Linked DNA regions of Homo sapiens: region 1 is linked to region 2. A link is a contact called in ENCODE Hi-C or POLR2A ChIA-PET data. All regions are on one chromosome and are shown on one strand. The core of a region is the stretch at or near the end of the contact, and the rest is flanking DNA. Distances in the headings are between cores, read along the strand shown. Region 1 holds the start of RAB44 (RAB44, member RAS oncogene family). Region 2 holds the start of SLC26A8 (solute carrier family 26 member 8).

What was found. A loop is a pair of places that touch in the nucleus more often than their neighbours do. ChIA-PET counts read pairs that join two places held with the same protein, here RNA polymerase II (POLR2A). Pooled maps may share reads with other maps.
Region 1: a loop to region 2 is called in a map with no recorded cell type, with 2.3 times the contacts of the local background. The contact joins the promoter of RAB44 here to the promoter of SLC26A8 in region 2. A Hi-C loop is called at or near these places in 3 of 168 maps with a recorded cell type or tissue (CD8-positive, alpha-beta T cell, naive thymus-derived CD4-positive, alpha-beta T cell and sciatic nerve), 3 of 37 single-sample maps with no recorded cell type and 16 of 50 pooled maps. POLR2A ChIA-PET finds 5 or more read pairs at or near these places in 2 of 52 experiments (IMR-90 and MCF 10A).

Annotation. Positions count from the first base shown.
Region 1 is chr6:36,694,200-36,701,066 of GRCh38, forward strand. It overlaps RAB44 (RAB44, member RAS oncogene family), which reads left to right and starts at 3,627. Exons shown (of 14, transcript NM_001257357.2): 1 at 3,627-3,716.
Region 2 is chr6:36,023,028-36,029,825 of GRCh38, forward strand. SLC26A8 (solute carrier family 26 member 8) reads right to left here and starts at 1,614. Exons shown (of 20, transcript NM_052961.4): 1 at 1,477-1,614. MAPK14 (mitogen-activated protein kinase 14) reads left to right here and starts at 4,781. Exons shown (of 12, transcript NM_139012.3): 1 at 4,781-5,246. The coding sequence starts at 5,131. RefSeq lists enhancers at 1,059-1,560, 1,561-2,060, 4,392-4,831 and silencers at 5,022-5,121, 6,485-6,779.

The DNA of each region.
Region 1 (6,867 bases), core at 2,377-4,876, 670 kb after region 2:
ACAGAGTGAGGCCCTGTCTCAAAAATAATAATAATAATAAATAAATGAGTACCTTATTTAGTTCAATAAAGCCTCAGAAACTCTCTGAGTATCAATTTCCTCAGATAGTTGGTTGTGAGAATATTCATTTATTTAGAAATTAAATTTAATAATTTTTAAAACTTTTTGTTTTGAAATAATCTTATACATCCAGAGAAGTTGCAAATATAGTAAAATAATCCCCATATACCCTTTACCATTGTTCCTAAATGTTAACATTTTACCATGTTTCCTTCATCAGTCTCTCTTTGTATATGTACATACTATTGTTAAGTTTCTTTTTGAATAGGTAATGTATACAGATAGTACACAACATAAAATACATTAAAAGTAAACAGTGAAACATAAATCTGCCCCCTCCTCCATCCCAACACTTCTATCCAGCCCAAATCTGACTAGTTTCTTGTATATCCTGTCAGAAATGTTCTATGCATTTACAATCATATATGAATGTGTGTGCTTATCTATTTTTTTCTTTTTTTGAGACAGGGCCTCATTCTGCCGCCCAGGCTGGAGTGCAGTGGTACAATCACGGCTCACTGCAGCCTTGACCTCCAGGGCTCAGGCGATCCTCCCACCTTAGCTTCCCGAGTAGCTGGTACTACAGACATGCGCCACCACGCCTGGCTAATTTTGTTTATTTTTTATAGAGACAAGGTTTCACCTTGTTGCCCAGGCTGGTCTTTAACTCCTGGGCTCAAGCAATCTGCCTGTCTCAGCCTCCAAAAGTGCTAGGATTACAGGTGTGAGCCACCTCACCTGGCCTGTATTAGTCCATTTTCACACTGCTATAGAGAAATACCGGAAACTGGGTAATTTACAAAGGAAAGAGATTTAATTGACTCACAGTTCCATATGGCTGGGGAGGCCTCAGGAGACTTACAATCATGGCGGAAGGTGAGGGGAAGCAAGGACCTTCTTCACATGGCAGCAGGGGAGGAAAGTATATAAGCACAGGAAAAACTGCCATTTATAAAACCATCAGCTCTCTTGAGAATTCACTCACTGTTACGAGAACAGCATGGGGGAAACTGCCCCCATAATCCAATCACTTCCTTCCTTTGACACATAGGGAGTATAATTCAAGATGAGATTTGGGTGAGGACATAAAACTTAACTATATCACGGCCCTTATCTATTGCATATATTTCATACACACACATACACTTTTTTCTTCATAAAAAGCACACTATCCTCACTGTTCTGCACCTTACTTTTTTCATATGACACAATATCTTGAAGGTCATTCCATATCACTCCACCTGGATCTTTCTCATTTTCTTCACGGTGCAGAGTATGCCAATGTTCGGATGTATCAGAGCTCATTTAACCAGCTCCCTACTGATGGAAATTTAGATCATTTCCAATCCTTTGCTACCACAGACAATACTGTAATGAGTATCCTTCCATACTGTCATATTGTATATCATCTGTGGAATCAATGACTGAAAGTGAAATTGCTGGGTAGAAAGATTTTTGCATTTTAAATGTTGACAGATATTATACACTTCTTTTCATAAAAGTTGTACCAGTTTATATTCCTGCCAATAATGTGTGAATGTGTTTCCTACATCCTTTATGACATAATATATCACTTTTTGGATCTTACTAATTGAATAGCTGAAAATGATGTCTCGGTGTAGTTTTATTTTTTATTTTTACCCTCATCTTCTTTGTGATGGTACGTAGTTTTATCTTTTATTTCTCTTATTATATTTTTATAAACAGAAATGTTTACTTTTATAAATATTTTTCATATGTTTAAATCCATTGATATTTATTTTTCCATGAATTGTTTATTCACATATGGTGCCAATTTCTCTAATGCATTATTGGTCTTTCATTGATCTGCAGGAGTTCTTTACAGAGGGAGGAAATTAACTTATTTTCTATGATACGTAAGTATTTTTTCAGAGTTTGCCTTTTGACTTATCAGTGGTGACCTTTTTTTGCCATTCAGTTTTATTTATTTTTAAAAAGTTTCCGTATGGTTGAATGGCTCAATATTTTCTTTTGTGGCTTCTAATGCTTTGTGATATATCTGGAAAGGCCTTGCCTAATCCAAGATTATTTAAAAATTATCCCATGATCTCTTTCTTCCTTTTTTTCTTCTTTCTCTTCTTCTTCTTCTTCTTCCTCCTCCTCCTCCTTCTTCTTCTCCTTCTTTATTATTATTATTTTTTAATGGAGACGGGGTCTCACTATGTTGTCCAGACTGGTCTTGAATTCCTGGGCTCAGGCGATCCTCCTGCCTCAGCCTCTCAGAGTGCTGGGATTACAGGCATGAGCCACCACACCCAGCCTATCCCATGACAGATCTATCTTTCCTTCCTTCCTTCCTCTTTTTTTCTTTCTTTCTTTCTTTCTTTCTTTCTTTCTTTCTTTCTTTCTTTCTTTCTTTCTTTCTTTCTCTTTCTTTCTTTCTTTCTTAGTTTCTTTCTTCTTTCTTTCTTTTTTCTTTCTTCTCTTTCTCTCTCTTTCTTTCTCTCTCTTCTTTCTCTTTCTCTTTCTCTCTCTTCCTTCTTCCTTCCTTCCTCCCTCCCTCCCTCCCTCCCTTCCTTCCCTCCTTCCTTCCTTTTCTTTCCTTCCTTCTTCTGCAACCATGGCAAATGAACTATGCCATGATTTCTTATGGCATTTGTTCAAACATACAGAAAAGCAGAAGAACATAATGAGCCTGCAGTACCCTCATTAACTCCAGCAGGGATCAGAACAGGTCCAGAGCCAGTCTTGTTTCATCTATGTCCTACCTATTCTCCACACTCTTCAATAATTTTGAAGTAAATCCCAAACAACATATAATTATGTGATTTTGATTTTTAAAATGCTTATGTCTTTTATCCATCTGGAATGCTTTTAGAGTTAGAGCTCTTTGTTTTTTGCAGATACCTAGCCCATTCTCCCAACATAGTTTATTGAATAAACCATCTCTTCTCCAATGATTTGAAGTGGTGCCTTTATGATACACTAAATCCCCACAAATATTTGAGTCTATTCCTGTCCCACAAATATTTGAGTCTATTTCATTATTCTGTTCCACTGATTCATCTGTCTATAGTCATGCTCCAATTCCACACTGTTCTGATGGTTGTAGCTCTACAGTGTATTTTGGTATCAGACTAGATTGTTCCCTAAAAGGTGGTTTAGATATAAAGCCTCCCCTGAGGCTCAAAGACACTGTCTGAGAGTGAGGGCCTGAAGTGAGGCAGGATGGGCAGTTCTCCCGGGGCATCCCATACACTTAGCTTCAGCCACGGCTGTGCCCATCAACCTGCTGCTGTCTGGGATAAGGCATTGCCTTGGCAACCAGAGACTGAGGCCCAGTCCTGGCTGTGCCACTAAGGGCTGGGTGATCTTGAGCAGTCCATCTCACTCTTTGGAGCCTCTGCTTAGGAGGGCCTCCCTGCCAGCTCCAGCATTCTCCACTTCAAGACACCAATCAGGGCAGGGATGCCTGGGGGTGCCAGGCAAAATTGTGAAAGGGCCGCCAGTGGTCGCTTCCACAGGAAGTCCTGTAGATGAGCACAGGAGATTGGCTCGCTGGGGAACGGAAAGGGAGATTAAGCAAGACAAGACTGTTAACAGTTCTAGAGCTCGTGGGCTCCGCAGGGCAGCAGTCACCCTACCACCAGGTCCCAGAGCCCAGGGCTGTGTGTTCCACTGGGAGCCTTTGAGAGGTAGGAGCCATCCCAAGGTTGCAATGCTTCTTTTTCTTTGGAAGGATGAGGATGGGGGAGGGAGCTGGGGTCCCTGTTTAACTTCTATGTCAAGGGTGCAAAAGGCAGAGCCCTCTTTTCTCCTGCATTTGGAGCTCTCTGCATGGTCTAAGGGAGGGGATGGGAAAGCACTTGGGCAAGAGGCTGGGGTACATCACTACCCGTAAATGGCTGTGTGACCTAGGGCAAGTCACCTGGTTTCTCAGAGCCTCAGTTTCTCTGTTAGTTAGGAGAGGAGGAGTGAGGATAAGTAGACTGGAACAAGACACTAGGTGGTCTCTCAGGCCCACTGACTTGGACCACTGGGGTTTAGCGACTGTGGCTATTATTTACAGCTATTGAAGCCAGCCAAGTGGAGAGCAGACCCAGTTCTGAGCGCCCTTTGGTGAGACAGTGATGGATACCCGGAGGCCCCAGGCAGGGCCCATGCCAGGTTGTAATCTGCTGCTGCCTGCTGCCCCACCCCACTCTTCTTCTCTGGCTTCCACTTCCTGGTGGGCAGCCTGTGGTGCCTGCTGCCTAACAGAATACCACGGTGGTAGTGGATTCCCGCAGGTGCTTGGGAGTGGGATTCATTTGCTCTCATGTTTGGCTTCAAGTTTTATGCGATTTCTTAGGTGAGGGATGTGGGGAGAGGTGGTCATGCTGAGGGGCTATATGTGTGTCCTAGCCATGAAGGGGTCCCCCACTCTTAAGGACGTGAGGCATGAGGATGCACTAAGGGGAAAGTGGTGGAGGAGAAGGGCGCTGGCAGGGTGGCCCTGCCAGCTGACTCGGAGGGATGTGTGTGCTGGGCGACGGCATTTGCACATGCAGAATGGAATGATGGAATGGCCGTGAGGGGTGCTGTGTCTGACTGAGAGGCTGATGGTGAGGGATTGGAGGGTGAGGATGATGGCCAAGGAGGGTGTGTGTGCGTGCACGTTTGCACGTGTACATTTGTGGATTGACTGAAGGATGTCCTTGCTGTCTCTGAGGGACCAGGCCTGGCCTAGAAGGGACACAGACTGTTTTTAGGTTGTGCTGTCAGGCCGTGGGGGTGCTGTCAGGGATCTGAATGTGAAGGCACGAGGGGTGAGTGCACCATCCCACCTGATGGTGACAAGTGACTGATTTTGAGGTGGCGATGGCTGGAGGGCACCTGCTGCCTTCCTGCCCCAGGCCACCTGTCAGGCAAGGAGCGGGTGGCTGAGTACCCCTCCTGGGAGAGAAGGATTGACTGGCAGAGAGGGCAGATGCTGAGGTGGGGCAGGCGAGGTGTCTGGAAGGTGCTATTTTCTTAAAAAATGCCAGGGGACTGCTGGAAATGGGCTGTGGAGGTGTAGCTTGGCTAGGAACTCCCAGAAAGGAAAGTCAGGAATGCCACATGTCCTAGGATGTGGCTGCAGGGAATTTCTTCCAGGATTCTAACATCCTACACCTGTGGGAGCCCGGCAGGCTGCGATGTGACACTCACATCACAGTGGACTTTGCTTCTGGAGGCTTCTGCACAGGGAATCTTATCTTGCTCCCTTGGCCGTGTTAGCTCCATTGCCGGAAGTACATGAGACATTGGGCGTCACCACAGGAGCCAAGCCTGTCAACGCCCACCCCGTTCCAAAGCCCTTGTCCCACTCAGGGCTACTCCACTGGGTGTTTGTCATCCCCAGAGGGGCCTTCTGCCCAGGGAAGAGCCACCTCTGTAGCCTTGGGGAAGTCCATCCCATGACCAACCAGAAGAGCAGAGTCTGGTGTAGTTCTACCACTGACATCATGGCTGGGGCAGGTCACTCTGCCTCTTGGAACCTCCCTCAGTTTCCTCATCTGTCAAATGGGATCAATTGTATCTGCATGGAACCTGGCTTTTATGTGCCTCAAATAGAATTCACCTTTATCAATATCATCACCACTGTTGTCATTGCTACCTTTACCTGGTAGTCACTGATACCAAGCGCACTCCTAAGTGGCTTTATGTGGATCATATATTCAGCAAATATTTGCAGAGTACCAACTGTGTGCCAAGCGCTGTTCTAGGCTCTTGGGATAGAACAGTGAACAGAATGGTCATCTCCCTACTCACGTGAGGCCTCTATTTCAGCATGAGGAGAAGGAAAATTTACAACAAAAACGAGCAAAAGGCTCTCTATTCTGGGAAGGTGACAAGTGCTAAGAGAAAGTGAAGCTGGAAAGGGAGGTGGGCCATGCTGGGGAATGGGAACTGATGTTTCAACTTTAATTATCTTGCTTAATCCTCGCAGCATCCCCGTGGGAGAGATATTAGTCCTAAGTTTCCAGTGAGGAAACTCAGGCACAGAGATGCTGATTGACTTCCCTAAGGTTGCACAGCCCATGGGCAGCAGAGCTGGGAGAAGCAGAGGTCTGTCTGACTTCACAGCAATGGGACTGGAAGTCACTTTCTCTTGTGAGCCTCCTTTTCTGCATCTCCAGGTCACGAGAGTGGGACTGACCCTCATAGTTCTGAGGCTCAGTGAGTCTTTCTTTTAATTTTACTTTTTTATTTTTTTGAGACAGAATCTCACTCTGTCGCCCAGGCTGGAGTGCAGTGGTGAATCATAGCTCACTGCAGTTTTGACCTCCTGGGCTCAAGTGATCCTCCCATCTCAGCCTCCCAAGTAGCTAGGACTACAGGCACCCCACCATGCCCAGCTAGTTTTATTTTATTTTGTAGAGACAGGGTCTCGCTATGTTGCCCAGGCTGGTCCTGAACTCCTGGGCTCAAGTGATCCTCTCGCCTCAGCCTCCCAAAGTACTGGGATTACAGGCCACCACGCCCAGCTTATTTTGTTGTTGTTGTTTTGTTTATTAATCCCCTTCTATGCTACAGGGAGTCTTTCTTTGAGTGTAACCTGCAAGGCTGGAACTGCCAGGCCAAACCCCATTAGCCACTGAAGAAGGGTCATAGGCCCATGGAGGGAGGGGGCTCCCCTCTTAGGGGGGATGGGGAATGGAGATAGATGGTGTCTTTCTAGGTGTGGAAGGCCTCTAGGCCCAAGAAGGGGTATCTATGTGGTCACTGTTTCCATGGAGCAACATGGGATGAATTAGGGGTGAGAGATACCGCGTGAAGGCCAGTTAGATTAGCATGGGGACTTCCCTATTCTAACCCGTAGAA
Region 2 (6,798 bases), core at 364-2,863:
TGATAAAAATTAAAGTATGACTACCACTATAAATATAGTGGATTATCTTTCATGAGCCTTTCAGTGCTAAATTTGGGGGCCCTGTTAAAATACAAGCACTTTTGGCCTAGCTCTTTCACCCTCCATAGTACCCTTATCCATCCATCCATCCATCCATCCATCCATCCATCCATCCATCCATTTATCTAATTATTTACATTATCTGTGTTCAGAGTGCTTTAAAAGTAAAGAATAGGCCAGACATGGCTCAGTGGCTCATGCCTGTAATCCCAGCACTTTGGAAGGCCAAGGCGGTTGGATCAGCTGAGGTCAGGAGTTCAAGACCAGCCTGGCCAACATGGTGAAACCCCGTCTCTAATAAAAATACAAAAATTAGCCGAGCATGATGGCGTGCCTGTAGTCCTGGCTACTCAGGAGGGTGAGGCAGGAGAATCGCTTGAACCTAGGAGGCAGAGGTTGCAGTGAACCGAGATCAAACCACTGCATTCCAGCCTGGGCGACAGAGCAAGACTCTGTCTCAAAAAAAAAAAAAAAAAAAAAAGTCAAGAATAAAAAGTTTAAATACAATCCAATTTTTTAGCTATTGACCCAAATAATATGAAATCTTGAAAGCTAGTTTAGTTGCAGGAATATCTTCCCCCTGATATTGTTAACTTTCTTATGTTTTCTATAATCACGGAAAGGCAAAATTTACTTCCGAATTTTCAAAATAAGCATTTGTAATTCCATCAGAAACAACCCTACACCTGTTACTACCTAGGTTTTTATGGAGAATGTATTGGGAATACAGAAAAGGTATAAGCAAAGAGCCTGGCCTTTAGATCCTTTAGTCACTCTGGCTAGTGGCTAGGGATGACTAGTAAGATGACAGTCCTTAAGCGGATGACCATTGGACACATAAACATAGGACAACCACCTTCCATGCAATGTGGATAGAGTAACATGGTGTGTTGGAGAGATGCTCATTATTGGGGTGGGGGTGCTGGAGAAGGCTTCACGGGGCCCCTGACACATCAACGGCATTTGACATGAAAAGAAAGGGGCAAGGAGGTGGGGGTGGGGATTCAGTCACAGGGAACAAAATTAACAAAAGCAGTGGGGTCTGAAAGGAAGAGGAACGGCCGGGCAGTCAGGCCTCAGGAGGAAATGGATGGGGTAGGCGGTGGGGTGCAGGTAGCACGTCAGTTCTGGGGCTTTTGACAATATAGACAGGAGAATTTGAAAGGATGCAGCTTGCAAAACGCACACACTGTTGTCTCTTGTCATTGCCATCCACACGGCCTTTGAAAGTAGAGACAATACCTCAGAGATAAGCTCCCAGGGACGACCATCATTCATTCATTCCACAGATACTGACTGAGTGCCCACGGCGTGCCTGGCTCTGCGGCATACCTGGGTACCTGCCGGTGACGGACGCAGCCCCCGCCCTGGGACCTGCAGCCCCCGGCGCCCAGGCGTCTCCCAGCAGCGGCTCACCTGGCTCCTTGGCGGGGGCGGGAGTGCGGGCGCTGGGATCCCACACGGCTCTCGCCTGGCTGGCGGCGCTGCGGACGCGGATACCGGCGGCGGTTCCCGAGCCGTTGTGGCCTAGCCCGCGGGCGTTCCGGGCGGGCTGAGGAGATGAGAGTGGGGGAGGGGACGAGGAAGAGGAGCATGAGCAGCTGGGCTAGGGAGCCAGGAAAGTGGTACCTGGGTCGCCCTCCTCATACCTGAGTCGTGGGATCCCCTTGGTATTTGGTAAACCTGTATACCAAGGCTCCTTCTCTCTCCGAGGTTTTGCTATTCTTGATCGAGGGCCTATTTGGTGCCAGGCCTCGTGTCCTGAACATACAGCAGTGCACATGTGTCACATGTGTACTGCACAGACGGTAATTCACTAACGTCTCCGGAAGACTTAAGCCTTCCTCAGGTCAGAAGAGGTAAAAAGAAATGGAGGCTAGGAGGGTCACCCAGGTCTCCAACCATAGGCTGTCTGCCCCACAAACCCGGCTCTCCCCACTGAATGACACCCTCCTGCCCAGATCTGCTCTGGATGCAGACATGCCATCTGCACTCACTCCCTTTACCCTCCTCCCACCCTATCCCTGTCCCTAGCACTGTCTCTCACTCCACCTTGTATTCCTGCTTGGCCCAGTTACAGTTTTACACTTGTTTGTTTGATGACTGTGTTAATGTCTACCTTATAATGCACTTTATGTATTCCTTTTTGTAAATCATCTTACCCCTATGAGGGCAAGGACTTTTATCCCTTTCATTAACTGTTTTATTATCAGTGCCTACAGCAGTGTGGTGGACATAGGAAGTATTCAATTAATTTTTGTTGAATGATTGCCCTCCCATTGATTGTAAGCTCCACACCGGCAGCAACTGTAGTTTTTAATCACTTTTAAACTGCAAGTGTTTGACACCTAGTAGGCATTTAATACACATTGGTTGAATGAGTGTATGAATATACTGCTTACTTTATCTTTACCCTTTCATTCACCCTCACCTCATCATCCCAATTTGTAGGATAAAAATGTGCATTTCTGAGGATTCCTACTTCCAAGCTTCCTCCTCACCCTTTGTAACCATTCCCTCATTCCCTTGATCCCCCCAACCCCATCCCTCATGTCTTCACAATCATGTTTTTGCTCTTACTTCCCCTTCACCCTCCATTACTTCTTAGAAAGCTTCCTATCCTCCCTAGTTTGGAACATTCTCAAGCAACATGTTTTTGTAGATAAGAGAATTCCAGCCTAAGCTACATTGGATCCAAAACAGCTTTCCATGAATCACCCATGACTATCTGTTTTTTGGTTTTATATTGCTTTCCTTGAAGAGGACTGAGGATACTGTACCACTTGAAATCATGGTCACTGTTCATAATTTTTTCAACAAATATTTATGACACATGTTTTATGTTCTAGACATTGTGCTAGATGTTGGGACAAGATATGCAAAGTCTGAGCCCTCCAAGGTGTGTATGACACAAAATAGAATAATCACGGGAAATGTTGAGAAATGTCCTGGCTTGGATCTAGTTATTTCTAATACAAGAAACTAAGAGAATGAGACAGGATCTGATTCTTCTGCTCATTGTAACAAGCTTTAGCATAGGCATAGGTTGATAATGGATGTAGGCATGGGGTTAGAATGCCTTGCCCATTCACATTTATCTTGTTTGGTTTTTACAAATGACTCTGTTAGTCGGGAATGCAGGGCAGGAATTCTCTCGTAGAAGCTGGAACTGAGGTTCAGGAAAGGTCAGTTGACTTGCCTAAATTCGATGAGACTCCTGCCCTATTCTCCTTACTCGAAGAGGCCTGAGTTAAATGCTTAAAATCCTCTTCACTGATGGCTCTTCAGGATAGGAGTCAGTTTCAAATCTTCAGTGTAACGGTTTTTTAAATGCTTCTCAAAGGGAGATATCAGAGACTTTCCTGAATCAGAATCACCTAAGATGTATTATAAAAATGCATGCTCTTGATCAAGACCTCCTCTGACCTACCCAATTAGACTCCCTGTGAGTTCTGGGAACTTGCATCTTAAACTCCCAGGGTGATTTTTCTGCATGTAAGTTTAACTGGGAGAGTTTTAATGTAAAGCTTCGGTTTGTTTTTGTTTTTGTTTTTGTTTTTGAGACGGAGTCTCCCTCTGACGCCAGGCTGGAGTGCAGTGGCGCGATTTTAGCTCACTGCAACCTCCGCCTCCTGGATTCATGCAATTCTCCTGCCTCAGCCTCCCGAGAAGCTGGGACTACAGGGTCGTGCCACCACGCCCAGCTAATTTTTGTATTTTTTTTAGTAGAGACGAGGTTTCACCATGTTGGCCAGGATGGTCTCTATCGCTTGACCTCGTGATCCACCCGCCTCGGCCTCCCAAAGTGCTGGGATAACAGGTGTGAGCCACTGAGCCCAGCCCCTGGAAAGCCTCAGCTTTGATGCAGGGTTAACATTTGCCTTTGGGACATATTTCGTCAGCATCTCAAAGAGTAACCCATATGTCCTTGAGCAGATGGGAATGCAACAGCCTTCTGGCCGGAACCTGTCTCTTTCTTTCTTTCTTTCTTTTGAGACGGAGTTTCGCTCTTGTTGCCCAGGCTGGAGTGTAATGGCACGATCTCGGCTCACCGCAACTCCGCCTCCCGGGTTCAAGCGATTCTCCTGCCTCAGCCTCCCGAATAGCTAAGACTCCAGGTGCGCGCCACTACGCCCGGTTAATTTTGCATTTTTAGTAGAGACGGGGTTTCTCCATGTTGGTCAGGCTGGTCTCGAACTCCCGACCTCAGGTGATCCGCCCGCCTCGGCCTCCCAAAGTGCTGGGATTACAGGCGTGAGCCACCACGCCCGGCCACTTGTCTCTTTTTTATGCAAGTGTTTTTTGGAATTTGGGGGTTCAGGTGAGCAGGTGCTCTGCTGCTGGTAACTACTCGCAGTTAAAGATCTTTTGACTCTTTCCCCGACACGCTATTTGTCAGTGTCGTTTTCCACCACAGAGCCAGGTATTTGCCCCGCCGGCCACGGTGAGGCGCGCGAGGCGTGTGCTGCCAGCTTCTCTCTTCCTTCCCCGGTCCGCCTTCGCGCCCTTAAGGAGACAGTCCCTGGGAGTTTCTGCCTTTGGTCTCCAGTTATTGTTCTCTTCTCGCGAGAACTGCTCCTCCCATCCTCTTCTCTCACGAAGCCCCGCCCGCGGAGAGGTTCCATATTGGGTAAAATCTCGGCTCTCGGAGAGTCCCGGGAGCTGTTCTCGCGAGAGTACTGCGGGAGGCTCCCGTTTGCTGGCTCTTGGAACCGCGACCACTGGAGCCTTAGCGGGCGCAGCAGCTGGAACGGGAGTACTGCGACGCAGCCCGGAGTCGGCCTTGTAGGGGCGAAGGTGCAGGGAGATCGCGGCGGGCGCAGTCTTGAGCGCCGGAGCGCGTCCCTGCCCTTAGCGGGGCTTGCCCCAGTCGCAGGGGCACATCCAGCCGCTGCGGCTGACAGCAGCCGCGCGCGCGGGAGTCTGCGGGGTCGCGGCAGCCGCACCTGCGCGGGCGACCAGCGCAAGGTCCCCGCCCGGCTGGGCGGGCAGCAAGGGCCGGGGAGAGGGTGCGGGTGCAGGCGGGGGCCCCACAGGGCCACCTTCTTGCCCGGCGGCTGCCGCTGGAAAATGTCTCAGGAGAGGCCCACGTTCTACCGGCAGGAGCTGAACAAGACAATCTGGGAGGTGCCCGAGCGTTACCAGAACCTGTCTCCAGTGGGCTCTGGCGCCTATGGCTCTGTGTGGTGAGTGTCGCTGGGCCTGGGGCCGCTGTGGGCAGGGTGGCCCCTCGCGCCCGAGGGCCAGGCCTGCTCCACTGCTCAGCGTTGCGTCAAGTGGCAGGAATTTTCCTCGGGGGAGGGCATTGCTGCCCCTTCGAGCTCTGCCCGTTCTGCACCTCCAGCACCCCTCGCCCTGCACTCACGCAGGTATGCGGTCCACCGTGTGCAGCACTCAGGTCCGCTGCGAGAGGTAGGTGGTGGTGCTGGAGCTCGGTTCTGGCTAGCACCCTGCGCCTTCCCCTCTCGGAGGGTTGCTGCTCGGCAACAGGCACCGGGGGAAGGGCCGCTTCCTTGGGGGTCTCCCTGCCTACCTGGAGCAGAAGGACCCTCTCCCGTGATGCGCCCACGCTGGGGCTCCGGACCCTGGGTCCTCTGAGCAGACAAGCTCGGGGAACTGCCGGGAGAAGCAGAAGGGCACAGCCCAACCCGAAGACTGCGGTCATCTGAACAAAACTGACCAGGAAGGGAGCTCTCTCCGGGCCTTTTTTTTTTTTTTTTTTTTTCAAAACTCTGTCGAAATCCCATCTTGAAAAGCGTTCTTTTTGAATTCGCACTTGAATTAACAGCGATCCATAGAGCTTAAAATACCGACTTTATCTCGGTGAGCACTGTGCCAGCTTGAGTGGTGTGTTTCCGATTCGGTTGAAAGCGTATTTCCTTTCCGTGGAGGGGCGGCGGTGGTAGTGCCTGCAAGAACACTGCAGCTTGAGAAACTGGCAGGCTCACTGATTAGTCACATACCACTGCTCATTTAAGTATTGTTCGACAAAACAATTTTCTCATTTGGAGCAAGAAAGATTCAGATCTGTAAGGCGCCCTCAAGATCAAAAAGTTATTAACAGTGCTGGGAGGTATTGTAAATATTTTTTGAGATAATTCCTGCGAATACTGTGTTTTAAAAGTCCCTTAGAGAGCTTGCAGGGAGTTATCTAGTTATCTGCATTTATGGCCTGAGGTACACGATGGTTTTCGTAAGGATATGGAACCACATAGAAAAGGAAGGGAAGAGATACTTTTTAGCTTTAATTTACACCGTGAGTGTGTTTTAAATTAAGTCGATAGCATATAATTTCCAGACCTGAAATATTTCACTAACTGCTCTCTTAACTTCCAAGGTTTTATACCCTGTATTTTAGATTTTCTATAATTTGAAAGCTACGGATCTTAAACTAAGTATCAGATTTAACTGTTAGCTTTTTCTGTGTTTTAGTAATTCGTATTGTATGCGTCATTTGAAAACGGGCCTGTAAAATCGTTTTTTTGTTTTGGAACAAATTCCAGGCTTTTGGATGTGTTAATCTTTAAATATGATTTCTGTGTTTCCCAAAGTCACATCATGAATTTCCTGTTTGGTAGAATCTTCTGGGTAATTGAGATTGTGCAATTGTGTCCAGCAACAGATCATATTGCATTTTCTAGTTCAAGTTGCTTAAGTTATGTTGCAGATAGCACCGTGCTTGACATCTTTCTCCCATTTTTACAGCATGGCAGTTTACATTTTAAAGGAATTTGCAGC